Linked DNA regions of Mus musculus: region 1 is linked to region 2. A link is a loop called in an ENCODE intact Hi-C map of the cell type or tissue named here. Cell type or tissue: left cerebral cortex. All regions are shown on one strand. Each heading gives the region's core, and the rest is flanking DNA. Links, peaks and the distances in the headings are about the cores only.

The links. Hi-C counts contacts between places; a loop is a spot of excess contacts. Peaks named below come from ENCODE experiments on the same cell type or tissue, not always from the same donor. Only the 100,000 strongest peaks of a DNase experiment are listed, where the experiment ranks them.
Region 1: a loop joins it to region 2, with 2.6 times the contacts of the local background. A loop is called at or near these places in 2 of 42 quality-filtered maps.

Annotation. Positions count from the first base shown.
Region 1 is chr3:50,975,924-50,983,569 of GRCm38, forward strand. No RefSeq gene overlaps it. Among named protein-coding and RNA genes, the nearest start is that of Gm35756, 63 kb to the right of the region's middle. In left cerebral cortex, for the core only: a CTCF peak has its summit at 3,859 (motif pointing left); no DNase peak of the experiment used is centred there.
Region 2 is chr3:51,194,601-51,202,246 of GRCm38, forward strand. No RefSeq gene overlaps it. Among named protein-coding and RNA genes, the nearest start is that of Gm40044, 22 kb to the right of the region's middle. In left cerebral cortex, for the core only: CTCF peaks have their summits at 3,064 (motif pointing right), 3,904 and 5,516 (motif pointing right); DNase peaks (open chromatin) are centred at 2,864, 3,859 and 4,675; H3K27ac peaks cover 1,575 bases.

The DNA of each region.
Region 1 (7,646 bases), core at 1,840-5,839, 220 kb before region 2:
GTAGATCACAGGTATGGAGAGGGGAAGAGGGAGACAGGGAAGGAGGGAAACAGGGAAGGAGGGAGACAGGGAGGGAGGGAGGGAGGGATGGAGGGAGGGAGGGAGGGAGGGAGGGAGGGAGGGACTTCCCATTTCTCTGTGGTTACCTGAGGAAGAGTTTGATTATAAGAATCACTGGCCTTACAGAAATCACTATTATAAATGTCAGTGCATCGGAGGGATATGAGTTCAGACGTTACCATACAGAGTAAAGGACACAGTCTAAAGTGTGTAATTTCCAGTGATAGAATTCAGTAGTAAAATCACACACACACACACACACACACACACACACACACACACACAAACATCTGGAAAGTCTATACAGAGAAACTTCGAGACCCTGCTGGAGTAGTAAGGACCAAGAACTCTGAGTTCTTAATATCAACAAACCTTTCTGAGTGTCCACAGATGAGTGAGTATTCAGTGCTTTTTATTGTAAATGTTTATACTGATCCCAGAAGGAAACCATCCAAGCAAAAGCAGAGAACAGGAAGAGCGTTTTCTTCTCCAGAACACAGTGTCAAAATGTAAGTTCAAATGGTGGTAGCTACCATTTCTATGCAGGCTTAGTTGTCACTAACCTCGAGCAAACTATGTTAACATATACATCAAACAGTCTCCTCATCTGTAGAAGAGCCTACTTGACAGAGGCCCTTGAGACTCGACATGGGAAGATCAAAATAGCTCAAGATGATATATGGAGAGCAAAGCAAAGACAGCTGAGAAATGTAGATGTTGGTCTATAGCTGATAGTCAAATAGTGCAGCCATCTATAAATTATATTGCATTCTGTTGGATGGATGGAAGAGTACAGAAACCTGCGTGGCTCTGCCAAGATCAGGGAGACATTGAGTGAGTCCTTTAAACTCTCTGAACCTCACTCTCCTGCTTTGTAAAGGGAAGAGGCCCATGAAGTCTGCTTCATCCCTAGGGTTCCAGGTAGAGTATCCAGTCTCCAGAAGAACAATTAAACTGCATTTCCCTCAAGATTCGGAAGGACTTGCATCACCCAGCACTGGCATGAATCCAGATCTTGACTGAGATCTTCTGTGAGCAAAGAGAAGCACTGAAAAGCCTTGTCAGGCACTTCACAGTCATTTGGTGATGCAGACTTGAGCGAAGCTCTCTTAAACACACCCAGATGTCTGGGGCACTTGGATGTGTGGTTAAAAGTTAACGTTTGACTTAAGGATGTGCATAACGAACCCTTTCTAGTGTTATAGCTGCAGCGTTGCACAGTCGATAGGGCTGCTCCACAGAGAGGATAACACACTGTCACTAGCATCTTCCAATGACACTCGCTGTTGAGCTTGACACACCATCACCATATTTGTGCATACTCTCTCCTCAATAAATATTTGTTGCATAACTTTCCTAAGCCAGGCTATAGAGAAGGAAGGAAAAAAACTCAAAGATATCACACACACACACACACACACACACACACACACACTCCACTCACTATAGAAGAGGAATCTACTTGGAAAGCACAGGTACACAAGCAATTCCAAAATGACTTTCCCCAGTATTACAGGGTTTGATATAGAAATATATTCATTATCTTCCTTATAGCAAAGTGAACCTCCAGTTCTACATGATTAGTGCTCTGAGACTTCTCCAGTGAAAGAACACATGGATGAATACAAAGGAATTGTGACTTGAGGGGGGATGCTCACACCAGGAAGGGAAACCCATACAAACACAGGCATTGAGACAGGAAACCTCAGAGCAACCAGGATAAAAACAACTGAATCTTACAACTTTGCTCAACCACCTACAGGCCCCTAATTCCTGCATCTCTTCCTCTTTCATTGAATCCTGTCTAATACCATCACACAAATCAGTAGAAACAATTCCTTGACCCAAAGTGATTTATTTCCTTCCCCAGAATGACTCATTTTATGAAGTGAACTGGCTAGCTGCTGGACATTGGTTTAGAGGTCTAAAGGTCCAGCCTGGGGAAAGAAGCAACCTTTGCATTTTTTGTTCACATGCAAAAAGAATATAGAGGTGTATGCTCCATCCTCTTCTCTATCCCCTTGCCTTAAGGTGGTCTATCTACCTAGGTCTGATTCATTTCCATCCACAAAAATGCATGGAAATATGTCAGGAGCATAAGAAGCTGAAGCATTGGGAATGCCAGTGGAAGATGGAGCTCGGAAATACAGACAGGACTGTATAGAGCAGTACATCACTGCTCTGCTGAGCATGTTATTAGTATTGTTAGGCATAGATGCCACCACGTCTCCATAATGAACTTCCTTTGAAAATCAGGAGAGCCTAAAGCACAAGACAGGACAGCTTCACATCATGACCAAAAATAACCTGAGAACCAAAGCCAACCAAGGCCAGTGTTAAAAGTGAATGAGTTGTATAAAGACATTCCAATTCAAGATGCACAGTGGCCCCAAAAGACCTTGCTCACAACCAAGTTAGCCTAAATCATACCATTCCCAAGGCTTAGAGTCCTTTAACATCTTTTAAAAGACTGTCTTTAAATTAATAAATTACTTTCCTTGCAAGGTCTCTGCCTCAATTAGCTTCTGAAGCACTATGGATCTATTGTTTTAAAGTTTGATGCCAGGCCCCTTCGCTTTCCACACTCCACCCTTTGACAAGCTCCTCTCAACTGGCAGTTTCTATTTATATTTCAACATATTAGTATAACAAATTTAAATAAAATTCTCCACTTGTATCATTAATTAGCATTTGGCAATGGGCCTGATTAAATGCCCTTGGCAACAAAATGATTTAAATATCGAAAAGGTTATTTTTATCATGTATTAAAAATGCCTGTTCGGCAACTATTCGCACCAACTTCCCCTCCTCTGCTCAGAGGCCAAGTGTGGCTCTTAATACACCTCTCCAGGTTGGATTGCGTAACTGTCGGTCAGCTCAGTCTGCTCCTCTAACAAATAAGGAAAGCTTCTTACAATGAGAGCAGTTCAAATAAGTCTTTTTTTTTAAGTTTAGATGAATAAAATAATCCTCTTTTAGTCCAAGCTAAACTTCTAAGAAATTAAATTTTCCTTCTGGTTATCATACTTTACAGAACTACAAACATTTTAAACAGATCTAACGGAGCTCCTCTGTGAAACAGAAGATCAAGTACCTGGACTAACTATGAACTGTGCATGATGTAGAAAAACCAGCAACCAAAGAGTACACATGGAGGGACCCATGGCTCCGGCTGCATATGTAGCAGAGGATGGCCTTATCTGGCATCAATGGGAGTGGAGGTCCTCGGTCCAATGAAGGTTTGATGCCTCAGTATAGGAGAATGCCAGGAAGGGGGATAACATTTGAAATGTAAATAAATAAAATAACCAATAAAAGGAAGAAAGAGGGAGGGAGGAGAGGGAAGGGAAAGAAAGAAAGAAAGAAAGAAAGAAAGAAAGAAAGAAAGAAAGAAAGAAAGGAAGGAAGGAAGGAAGGAAGGAAGGAAGGAAGGAAGGAAGGAAGGAAGGAAGGAAGCAAGCAAGCAAGCAAGCAAGCAAGCAAGCAAGCAAGCAAGCAAGCAAGCAAGCAAGCAGCTGGTCTTTGCTTTGTAACTCTGAACTTTCACTCATGGGACTCTCGTATTCACACCTGACCTTCCAGCACATGGCCCAGTGCCTAGCAAACTGTAAAGACTCTCCAAACTGGGTTGAAGAAGGAAGTGACAAATATGCATTCATTCTACACCAAAGATTGAGCAGGAAATTGAATTGAAGAGCTTGCTGCTCTTCCTGAGAACCTGAAATCAATCGGTTCAGGATAGCCAAACCGGACTGCTTAAACCCACCTATAACTACAACCCCAGGGGTCTGGTGCCCTCTTCTGGCTTCTGTGGGCACTCATACATGTGTGGCTTACATCCCCACAGACACAGGAACATGCATACACACACACAAAAATAAATCTTAAAAAGTAAATAAGGGACATGGTTGAATGTTTCTCCTGCTTGCGATTCAAGTTAAATGTGAGATATAGTTGTCTACAATAAATAATGTGGAGAGAAAATATTGGGATAAAGCAATACAAGAAATCTTAGAAAAATCACGTTTTTCCCATTTATGAGGTGAACTGGGTACGTGAACTAGAGAAATGGCGAAAAGATCGAAGAAGAAAGAGAATGAAAAGTTTGTCCATAATTGACGTAAGGAAATATTATCCTTAAATAACTCTTCTCACTGAGTCATATATGATATGCTTAAGATCATCATTGTATGAAATGACTAAAAATACCTATTTACTGTGATATCCCCAGACAGAACATTTTGTGATTTTTCTGACACATCAGGGGAGTGAGAAAAATTGTCCCATGATAATTAAGGATTTGGTCATTATAATAATGATTTAAATGCTAGAAATAAAGACTTGTATTTAATAAAACCTTTTCAGTGTTCCTTTGACATAAAAATAAACATTGATGGAGCAAAGAAATGGAAGACAAGAATAGAAAGTTGACTGTTCATGTATCTGGGAAACTCTCAAGGAAGAGAGGCTGAGCAGGGTGACAGTGACCTTTGCTCTCAGAACTCTGGAGGCAGAGGCAGGCACATCTGAGTTTGAGGCTGGCCTGGTCTACAGAGCCAGTTCCAGTATAGCCAGAGCTACCCTGTCTCTAAAAAGAAAACCCTGTATCTAAAAGAAAAAAGAAAGAGGGATGGAATAGAGGGATGGAGGGAATAAAGAGAGAGAAGGAGGGAGGGAGAGAGAAAGAGAGAGAAAAACAGAGGGGGCAAAGAATAAGACAAAGAAAGAAACAAAGAAAGAGAAACTGGAAATGTCTAGTGCAAGACAAGAAACTAAACATGGTGAATTGAACCTCAAAGTCTAGAGAGTGGGTAGTTAGAAAGCGCCCACCATACTTTGTCATAAGGGTGTTACTCGATTTTAGCAAAAAGGAAAATCCAAATATGGAAAGAAATCAGAGCTAAGTCACACTGCTAATCAGTCAGACATTGACAAGCAGAACATGGCTACTTTTCAGTCATAACCCACCAGTGAAGAAGGACCATTTTAGAACAAGCTTTGTAGGATTGAAATTGCCCTCTGAATATCAATGTCAGTTTCCATATCCTCCCCCAGAACACTCAGTTCCCGCCATTTTAGGAAATACACATTGCTCTGATTAGTTGCAGATTCTTAATTTTCTTCTTTCCTTTCTTTGGTGCTGAGTTCACAAGTTTAGTTCCCAGCACCCAGGTCAGACAGCTTACAATAGCCTGTAACTCCATCTCCCACACCCCTGTCTACCCTCTGCAGGCACTGCCACACATGTAGGCTTGCTCACACGTAGATATGCGTACACTCACATAAACAAACATAAAAATAAAACTAAAGCAACAGGCGAATGGATGGACCTGCCTACTTTGTGAGGAAAGGGAAAATGTGAATTAAAAAAATGATCTCGCCAGATGTTGTCCTAAGGATATTACATGTATTATCTCTCTTAATCCATACATCCCTGAAATTAGTATACTAGTAAGAATATTATTTCTATTGCAGAGATAAAAGAATTTAAAATCAAGAGGATTTAGCAGTTTTCACAAAGCTGACAATTACTGGCAGTAGGAGATGAACAGGAGAGGTCAGTTGGAGCAAAAGCAGCTATGAGCCCCTCTAGGACCATGCAGAGTCCACCATGAGAAGGGGGGCTCAGGGTAACAGCCATGCTCTTATTCTGGGCCACACATATACACCTGTCTTTATATAACCTTTATTGGGTTCACAGTCAGCACCGCCAATGACTGCCCTCAGCTGCTTCTGTAATTTTGTCCTGTACCCTGGAAATAATCGTCACACATGAGGATCATGACCCTTGTGGGTGCTTTTTAACTAAAGCTCTGTGAGGTGAATATTGCCTCTGTTATGAGTACTAAGTTTGTCTACTGGTCTTAACTTGGTCTCACGATCTTTACTGCTACAACCACCACCAGGACCAAATTGTATCTTCTTATTCTCTGCAGGTTCTACTGCAGTGCCTTGCAAATAACTGCAGCGAACGGCTGCTGAATGGAACTGAAATCGAATGGCGTGAACCAAATTGTCATGAATTGAAGAGCCAGGTAGCTGAGGCTTCATCGTCTTTTACCCGGGTACTTCCTGTGCCCTGTGCCTCAATTTTGTGCTTGGTCATATTATGATTATATCCTAGTGACATTGAACTATTTCCTTTTTCCCCCAGTATCCTTTTATTTTAGGGTTTGGGTCAGGTGGGTGGTGGTGGTGGTGGTAAGACAGGGTCTCACTCTGTAGCCCAGGCTGGCTTTCAACTCACTATGTAACTTAGGCTGGTCTTGACTTCACTATTCTTCCTGCCTTCCCTTCCTAAATGCTGAGATATGGATAGCTATGACACCTGGATCGATATTTTTTAAATAGAAAATAAAACCATTATAGACCCCTATAAACATAGACATAATAGATTTTATACCTTTAAACTTTACCACTCAGCGATACAAGTTAGTACCACAAACAAACACCAGTAGTCTTTCTAGTGATGACTTCCCCATTCGGGAAGTAGAAAATGAACCCTTTATCCCAGAATCCTTCCATTACGAGGATTCAGTTTTGGGAGCAGCATTCAATTCTTACAAGTGGGGAGAAGAGAGCAGGACCCAGAAACATCAGGGCACCTTGTGATTTACTCCCTTTCTTGTTCAGGATTCCTCCTCACATTTGGCTCGTTCTGAGACCCACGGACCCCACCCCACCACCCTCCCCCTCTCTCTCCCTCCCAAGTCATTTAATCTGCCGGTTTGTGATCCTCTTCTTCTCCACACAGTGGAGAATTGCCACATGGCCGTTCTGGTGGCTAAGATATGCGAATCCTTGGGGATATAATCAAGGAGCCACTGAGATGCTGCCATCAAAGGACAGTTCATCCTCAGCTGCCTGGCGGCCGTTTGTGCAGGTTAACTGCTTAACAGTCCTTTCATGTCCAGAGTCAATCTGTGTTTAAAGGCTGGAGGTGAGTGGGTGGACCGGGCAGTTTATCGTCTCTGCCTCCTCATTTATTATCACAGGGCACTACCTCAACTGATCAAAATCAAGGGCCACATATCACCCGAGTTATTGGGATGAAAGACAAAATACATCCTTTGTTCTCTCTCTAGAAGAGTATTTCAAATAATCACGGCAATAAATCTGATTTTCAAAATACCCCAAAATAGATTTGGCTTCCTCAAGAGTAGAATGACTATGGGTTTGGCTTTCCCGGAGCAGTTGTGGGCATTTTTCCAATGTGCGATTTTTTCCAGTGTACAAATATTCCTTTTTAAACATTTTCATCAGCCTATGAATATTCTTACTTATCAGGTCAGCTTGTAGAACTGTGTCAGTCTGCACTCTCTGCCTGCAGCTTGCACATCTGCTCTTGATTTACACAGGGAATGGCGGGTTATCAGCAGGGTGAGTTCAGCTCTAATCTGCTGCCTGACATAAGGCCATAACCCTCTGAAACACCTCAGCATACACATGGCCCAGTAAAACAGCATTCATTCAAATGGCGCCTTCTCTGAATCCAACCTGAAATTTAACGTGAGCAAAATTTTATGAGGTGCCTATTGTGTTCCTGTAGGGTCAGTAGAAGAGCCACGGAAAGTCTTGCTTAAGAA
Region 2 (7,646 bases), core at 1,959-5,958:
GAGAGAGAGAGAGAGAATCCAGTTGCATGCGGCTAGAGATGGCTCAGTGGTTAAGAGCACTTGCCTCTCTTGCAGAAGACACCCAGGTTTGATTCCCAGCACCCACCTTTTAGCAGCTAACAACTGTCTGTAACTCCAGCTTGAGGGGATCTGAGACCCTCTCCTGGCCTCCTCAGGCACTAGGCACACACGTGGTACACAAACGTGCACGTAGGCCAAACATTCGCACATATAAAATAAAAGTTCCCTGTAATTTAAAAAGTAATTCTTTTTCCATATAAAATAAATTCTGGGGATGGGGGTGGCTGGTGAGCTAGCTCAGCAGTACAGATCTTTCAGAGGACTCAGGGTCAGTTCCCCACACCTGTGTCAGGTGGTCCACAGCTGTCTAAAACACGAATGCACAGTCAGTCCACTTAGCATCTGGCTACAAGGGATCCAACACCTTCTAGACTCTCCAGGCACCTGCCCTTGTGTACACACACACACACACACACACACACACACATTAAAAATAAAGAAATAAATTCAGGAATTAGCACACCCAATCAGGATAGTGTTTCCACAAAGTCATCGGGACCCAGAACTCTTTGAGCTCAGTCTTTCTACTCTTCATCCTCGAGGCCCACGGCAGGTGATGAGCCTAGCTATTGCCTTTGTATTCACCTCAGAAGACATTGGAGAAAGGGACACTTCCAGAGAGCTGCCTATGCGTCTATTTATGTCTCACTGGCCAAAACTTACTCACATGTCTACCCCTCAAAGAAAGTAAGAATGTCTTCTATTATTTGGGTGACTCATCTAGCCAATGAGCAGGAAGAGAGTGAAATGTGGGGTGCGCCAGACTCTCCCAGCCATAGAGCATCACGCCAAAATGTGGAAACAGCAAAGCAAACCCCTGGGAAGCCAGCCGCCCAGCCTGTGTGAGTCACACAACTCGGTGACTCACTCCCGCCCCCAGAGCTTGTCAGTGCAGCTGAGTTTCTCAGCATCGTGAAACTTAAGAGATTGCTAAAATAGTCACCGCTCTGGATGGTGTGCTCCTGGATGCAAAGCATCTACTTAGCATTTAGCATGTTTCCTAAGTGTCCAAATTACATGTTTCACACAAAAATTACCGTCTCTGTCAAGCACTAAAGGTAAATGCTCTTTAACATCAACAGTTACTTCAGAGAGATTATTTCCGGCTCGGAGAAGAGCAGAACACTCCTCTGTATTGGGTTAGGCCTAAAGTTGCTTGTAGTCTAATGTTAATTGGGTCCCCCAAAACTGTTAGCACGAGAAAGTCCGCACTGAGGGACCCTCCCCCAGTTGATTCTGATTGGTTAAGATAGATGCCAGCAGCCAATAGCTGGGGAGAAGAGACATAGGCAGCAGTTTAGGTTTCCCAGGCTTGGGACCACGAGGAACTGGAGGAGGGGGACAAGAGCTGCCATCTCTCGGAAGAATGTTCAGGAGAGAGAGATAATATCCGCCATGAAGTAGAGAAGCAAGCAGAGGCCTGAGCTCTGGGCCAAGAGACCGTGGGCTGACCAATTGGAGTTAAGAGCAGCCAAGATGGAACACAGAAATTTGTAAGTAGCAACCCGAAGGAGGTAGATTCTAACAGCATAGAGGGTAGGCAGTTGCCCAGCTCTTGTGCTGCATAAGGCATATTTTAAAAATATAAGGCGGAGAGATGGCTCAGCGGTTAAGAGCACTGATTGCTCTTCTGAAGGTCCCGAGTTCAAATCGCAGCAACCACATGGTGGCTCACAGCCATCTGTAATGGGATCTGACGCCCTCTTCTGGTGTGTCTGAAGACAGCTAGAATGTACTTACATATAATAATAAATAAATCTTTGGGCCGGAGCGAGCGGAGCCAGAGCGAGCAAAGGTCCTGAGTTCGATTCCCATCAACCACGTGATGGCCCACAACCATCTGTACAGCTAAAGTGTACTCATATACATAAAGTAAATAAGTAAATCTTAATACACACACATATAGCTGTGTGTATCTTTCATTCGGGGACATAAATGGTCAAAGGCAGGAAGGAACCCCAAGCTGGGATTTATTAAGATTCCCACTACACTCTTCTTCACGGTCTTTCATTCTTTCCTGTGGATAAGATTCCTTCTCTGTGTACACAGCGGTTCTATAGTCAGAGAAACACCATGACTACCTTTCTAACTGCATCCCTGACCCACTAGTTAAGGGGTCACTCAGTCACAACCCACAGTAACTGAGGAGAGGGGTAATTAGGAAATCTGACTGCTGTCTGTCTGTCTGTCTATCTGTCTATCTGTCTGTCATCTCTCTTCAGTTACCAGGACAAGGCTTTATTCTGAGGTCTGGGCTGGCCTTACCTTCCAGCAACCCTCATGCCTGCTTTGGATTCACAGGGGCTGTGGTTACAGGTACACATGAAAACGCTCAGCTTGGAAATAGGTTTCTCCTGACCCCGGGGAAGAGGGGGCTGGGATTTCATTTTGTTGTTGTTGTAATTGTTATTGTGTGGGAGCTGTACTTATTGTTCTGAGACAGGATTTCATGTAGTTTATGCTGGCCTGAACCTCACAGTGGCTCTCCTTCCGCAGCTCCCAGGGGGGCTGGAAATGCCCGCTAGTGCCATGACACCCAGCTTTTGAAATAGCTCCTCACACCAGCTCCCTTCCACTTCCTCTCAGGCCCCGGCCTTCAGGTTAAATCACAGTACAAAAATTACATCATGACCTTTTTTTTTTTTTAACATTTCCAAACTCTGCTTTGTCGTTTGCATAGAAATCCAAAAATAAATGTAACCCACAAACAGTTTTCAGAACAGCCATCAAGTTCCGATCTGCTGATGCCATTAATTATAAGTGAGTCAGAGGCAGGAGGAGGTTCAACAGCGGAGCCTTTTTAAGGAAAATGGAATCCTTTTCGTTCCAGAAATTCTGTGGAGGAATTCCCCCCTGCATTTCTGACTGGTCATCTCCTGGGGAATTCTCTGTAACTGGAAATGATCCCGGAAAACCAGGAACAGCTGCATTGTAGGTACTGATGGCCTCTACAGTCCCCAGCTGCACCCAGCCCTCCACCGGGCCACCAGGGGGTCCCAGAGGGGAGGCTGGTCCAAGGCAAACATCATGGGGCCCTGGCTTCCATTTTCAGAGGGACTGTGTTAATCACCAGTAAAGCACACTGCGTTTTTTACAGAAAGGATATTACTGAAAACAATTAGTCTTGATTTTTTTTTTCTTTTTTGCTGCTTCTAACCAATAGCCAAAAGGTTGACAACCAATTTAAACATACCCACTTCACTGGGAAAATACCCAAAGGCACCTGTATAGAGTTTGGATGTCAGTGGGTCAGAACATGAACTGCACCTCCAGAAACCCCAGCTTGCTAGCAGCGCCCGCAAAGGATGCCCCATAAGGGCCTATAACTCCATGGGAGCCAACACCTCTGGGTTCTGTGAGCACTTGTATTCATACTTAAAATAAATAAATACATCTTTGGAATAAAGGCTTAGTAACTCCACACACAAAGCCTGGCCTGGTATGTTTCCTGAAATATGCTCCGACGAGACAGAGGCTCCATAGTCTTTTCTCAGAAAAATAGAGAGATTGTCAATAATCAAGTCTAAGCCACACTGGGGAGGCAGGGGCAGGCAAATACCTGAGAGTTCAAGGTCTCCTAAAGGGACAGTCATTTAACTGTGGACTTGTGACTTGCCACCCCATAACAGCCCACACATCCCTTTGTGTTGTTCTTATTCAGGAACCTTGTGTGTGTTGAGAGTCACCATCTCCTTTAACTTTTCATCTGCTCCTTAGCATCTTCCTGGTTCCAGGCACAGCACTCCAGCTCCAACCGTGAATGAGCAAGCTTGGATGTCTTCCCATTCCAAAGGGACCAGAGCCACAGATTCCATTACACTGCAGTACCTCTGGGTGGCAGAGGGATAGAAGTGCTAAGTGAGCCCAGGAAAGGATGTGTGTTAGCTGTCTAGACCAGGCTGGCCTTAAACTCAGAGAGACCCACCTGCCTCTGCCCCCTGAGTGCTGGGATTGCAAGTGTATACCCAGCAGCATCCACAGTTTGCAAAGGTCAGCCCTTCTCTAAGCCAGCAATGCATGACCTGGGCTAGTCTGAGAAGAAACAGAAGAGAAGGAAAGAAAGGGGGAACAGGAAAACCCCCAAATTCCAGTGAGCTTTTGTCCTAAGGAATGGTTTCCTTCTGCCAGCAGAAATGAGGATGGACAATCTAATTGAATTCAATTAAGAGAAGCATCGACATTTCGGCACTTTGGCACATTCAAGGTAGGAGATGGGCATGTGTATGGGGGGGCGGGGCAGAGAGGGAGAGACATTCCACATTAAAATAAAAGCAATGACAGGGAAATTAACTGCTTCTGTTGATTTTTCGAGACAGGTTTTTTCTGTGTAGCCTTGGCTGTCCTGGAACTCACTCTGTAGACCAGGCTGGCCTTGAACTCAGAAATCTGCCTGCCTCTGCCTCCCAAGTGCTGGGATTAAAGGCGTGCGCCACCACTGCCCGGCTGATTCTGTTTCTTGAAACAAAGCCTCTCTGTGTAGCCCTTGAGTTCTCACCCCTCTTCCTCTGCCTCCTGGAACTGAGATTACAACAGCACCACCCCCAGCTTGCTCTTTTCTTCTTCCTAACTATTCCACACAGAGATGCTTTTCTTTCAGTAACAGGAAACAGAGTTGTGAGGAGGGCGTCATGTGGTTTCTTATCCCTGGCTCTTGGCTGTGTTTCTCTCTTTCCCACAGTGATTACCCCGAGGTTCAGGAGCGGAGCGCACCAGCGCACAGGACTCCTTCAAACCCAGTTTCCGGGATGGAAGCTTAGTGCAGTGGTGGAACCCTTGCCTCCAGATACAAAGCCTTGAATTGATCCCTGGTGTCATGCAAGAAAAGGAGGGGAGGGGAAGGGAGTAGGAGCAGGAGAAGGAAGAGAAGTGAGAGGAAGATTCAACTCGTTGCTGCCCAAGCCTTCTTGTCCCTTTCTGATACTGAGATAAAACACTCAGGAAAAAAAAAAAAAAACTCACCCCTGAGTTCCATCCCCAGGACCCACAGAGTGGAGAGAACTAAATCCCACAGTTGTCTTCTGATCTCCATGTGCACGCGTGCACGCGCACACACACACACACACACACATCACCCTTAAAACCATCCTAAACAACTACTAATCTGTTTCCTGTCTCTGTGGGCTTGCTGATTTGAGACATTTCCTTTAAATAGACTTTCGTGATGTTTTCAAGCCTCATTCATATTATAACACCTATCAGGTACTTCATTCTCTGTGGATGGCTTAATAACGCTCTATTGTAAGGACAGAGCACATTTCCCCTTCACTAATCCACAGACATTTGACTCGTTTCTGTTTCTGTGAGCGGCCATATCCACATTTTGTATGGATTATAGGTTTTGTTTCTCATGGGTAATTGTCTAGGGTAGAATTGCTAGATCATCTCTATTAGGTTTTTAATTTTATTTGTAATTATGCTATGCTGGGTAGGTGCAGATATGCAGGTGAGTGCCGTGCCAGAGGAGGCCAGAAGAGGGCATCAGTTCTCCTGGACCTACAGTTACAGGCAGTTGTAATCTCCTTGCTGACCATGGGTGCTGGGAATTAAACTGGGGTCCCCTCCAAGGGCAGTACACCCTCTTAACCCCTGAGTCACCTCTTCTAGCCCTCGTGTATGTTACTTAGACTCCCTATGTCGGCCCCATTCCCTTATCCACTTTCTAATGACTATTTGTGTGCTCATTTCTGAAGCTAGCTGATTTCCCACCCAGTAATGTCTGAATTCCATACAAGCAATGGAATTTCCATCCTAAGCTAACTCAGCTTCTCTTGTGCTGCCCTGGAAACGGCTAGTGTGCCAAAGCTGGCTGCTCTGTCCTGGAAAACAGGTTTGGTCACCGAGAAAGCAGGGAGGGTGCCCTCATGTCACCCACAATCCCACACAAAAGGGAGCAAATGTCAGTCCACCCTCCCTCCTGCCTCTCTCTAAGGAAGGGAATTCAACCCAAACTCTGTCCCCCGGGAAGAAAACAGAATTTTGCTTTTTTTTTTTTAGACAGAGTCTCAAGTGCTAATGCAGGACTCCATATATATGTGGGGGGGGGGGGGCAGTGACCTTGAAGTTCTGCTTCTGACTGCCAAGTGCCGGGATTCAAACCCAAGTTGTCATGCATGCTAGGAGCTCTAACCACTGAGCTACATCCTCGGCTCCCAAAAGAGCCAAGGGTTTTGTTTTGTTTTAAAGAAGGGAGCTCAGAATCACAGAACCGATGACTCAGAGCTTGACAAACGTGTAAAATTAGAACTACCTACAGAGTGGCATTAGTTTATCGTTTATGAGACCACACCAAGCTACAGCAATCATAAAAATGAGAAGGAATCCACACCTTCTGGCAACAGCTAAGGTGATCTGGTTGGAAACAAAGCAAACAAAACTTCTCAATACAGCCAGTGCTGAGGTAAGAGAGCTGTGAATAACCTGACCCTTGTATCTGCAGGGCCCAGAGCACCTCCTCCTCCAGCAGCCAATACAGAAAGGCCAAAGTCATGTATAGTACTAAAGGCTCCGGGCTGGACTGAGCTCTGGTCGATAGAAAATGCCATCAATGCGTAGTCGAGCAAGAGGGAACGATTGACTTGTACATCTGACAAGGCAGGGAGTGAGACTTGTATTTCAATCGTGTCTGAGCAACATTTCACCAGCTCCGGCAGCCCCTGTGTGATCAGAAATAGATTCTGCTAGGTGGACTAGCTCACTCCCAGAATCCTTAGATGTCTGAGAAATAGGGTGTCAGGGGAGCAGAAACGCCCAGAGAGGGGTGTTATGAAGCTTGAGTTAGGAGAGAGATTCATGTTGCAGCGTTATAGAACAAAATACTCTGAGGTTCACAAGACAGGGGCCTGTCTGCCTGACTGGGAGCTTGTAACCTACAGACAAACGCGAACGTAGTAACAAGGAGTTTGACATTAGAAGCCGAGCATAGCTACCCCATCTGAAGAAGCCAAGGCTGTACCTATTGTGGTACAAGAGCACAGACTGGCTGGGGACTCGCCAGCCTCATGGTCTGCTCTATCAGATGGGTGAGCCCATCCCTAGGTTCTGAAACCTCTCGCTCTGGCTAACCAACAATATTCTGGAGAAATCACTGAACATGCTATTTTAAGACTGAGACGGGGCTCGGTAGATCGCTCACCTAGCATGCACGGAGCCCTATGTTCCACTCCAAGCATTGAATAAGCCAGGTGTGGTGGTGAACACGTGACGTCCCAGCTCTCAGGAGACAGAAGCTGGGGATCAGAGCGCCTCAGCTACGGGGTCATCCTCAGCTATGGAGAAGGGCGGGAAGGTTGGAGGGAGAGAGGGGAGGGAACAAAGGAAGAAGAGAGGGAGAGAAATGCCGTTTTAAAAAGAAAATACTCTTTAAAAAGAGTGTTTCTGGGGATGGACACAGACGTGGCATTTCATTACCGTGTACGAAACCCATGAAATGTTCCATCTTTACCTTGGAGAAGGTTCAAGGTAAACTAACTGTGCTGACTCAGACCTGGCTCAGTTTCGAGAGTGACAGTCTCGTCCACAGCAGGCTGCCTATGGTGGCTTTGGGCTAACGCTTGAGGGGAAATTCA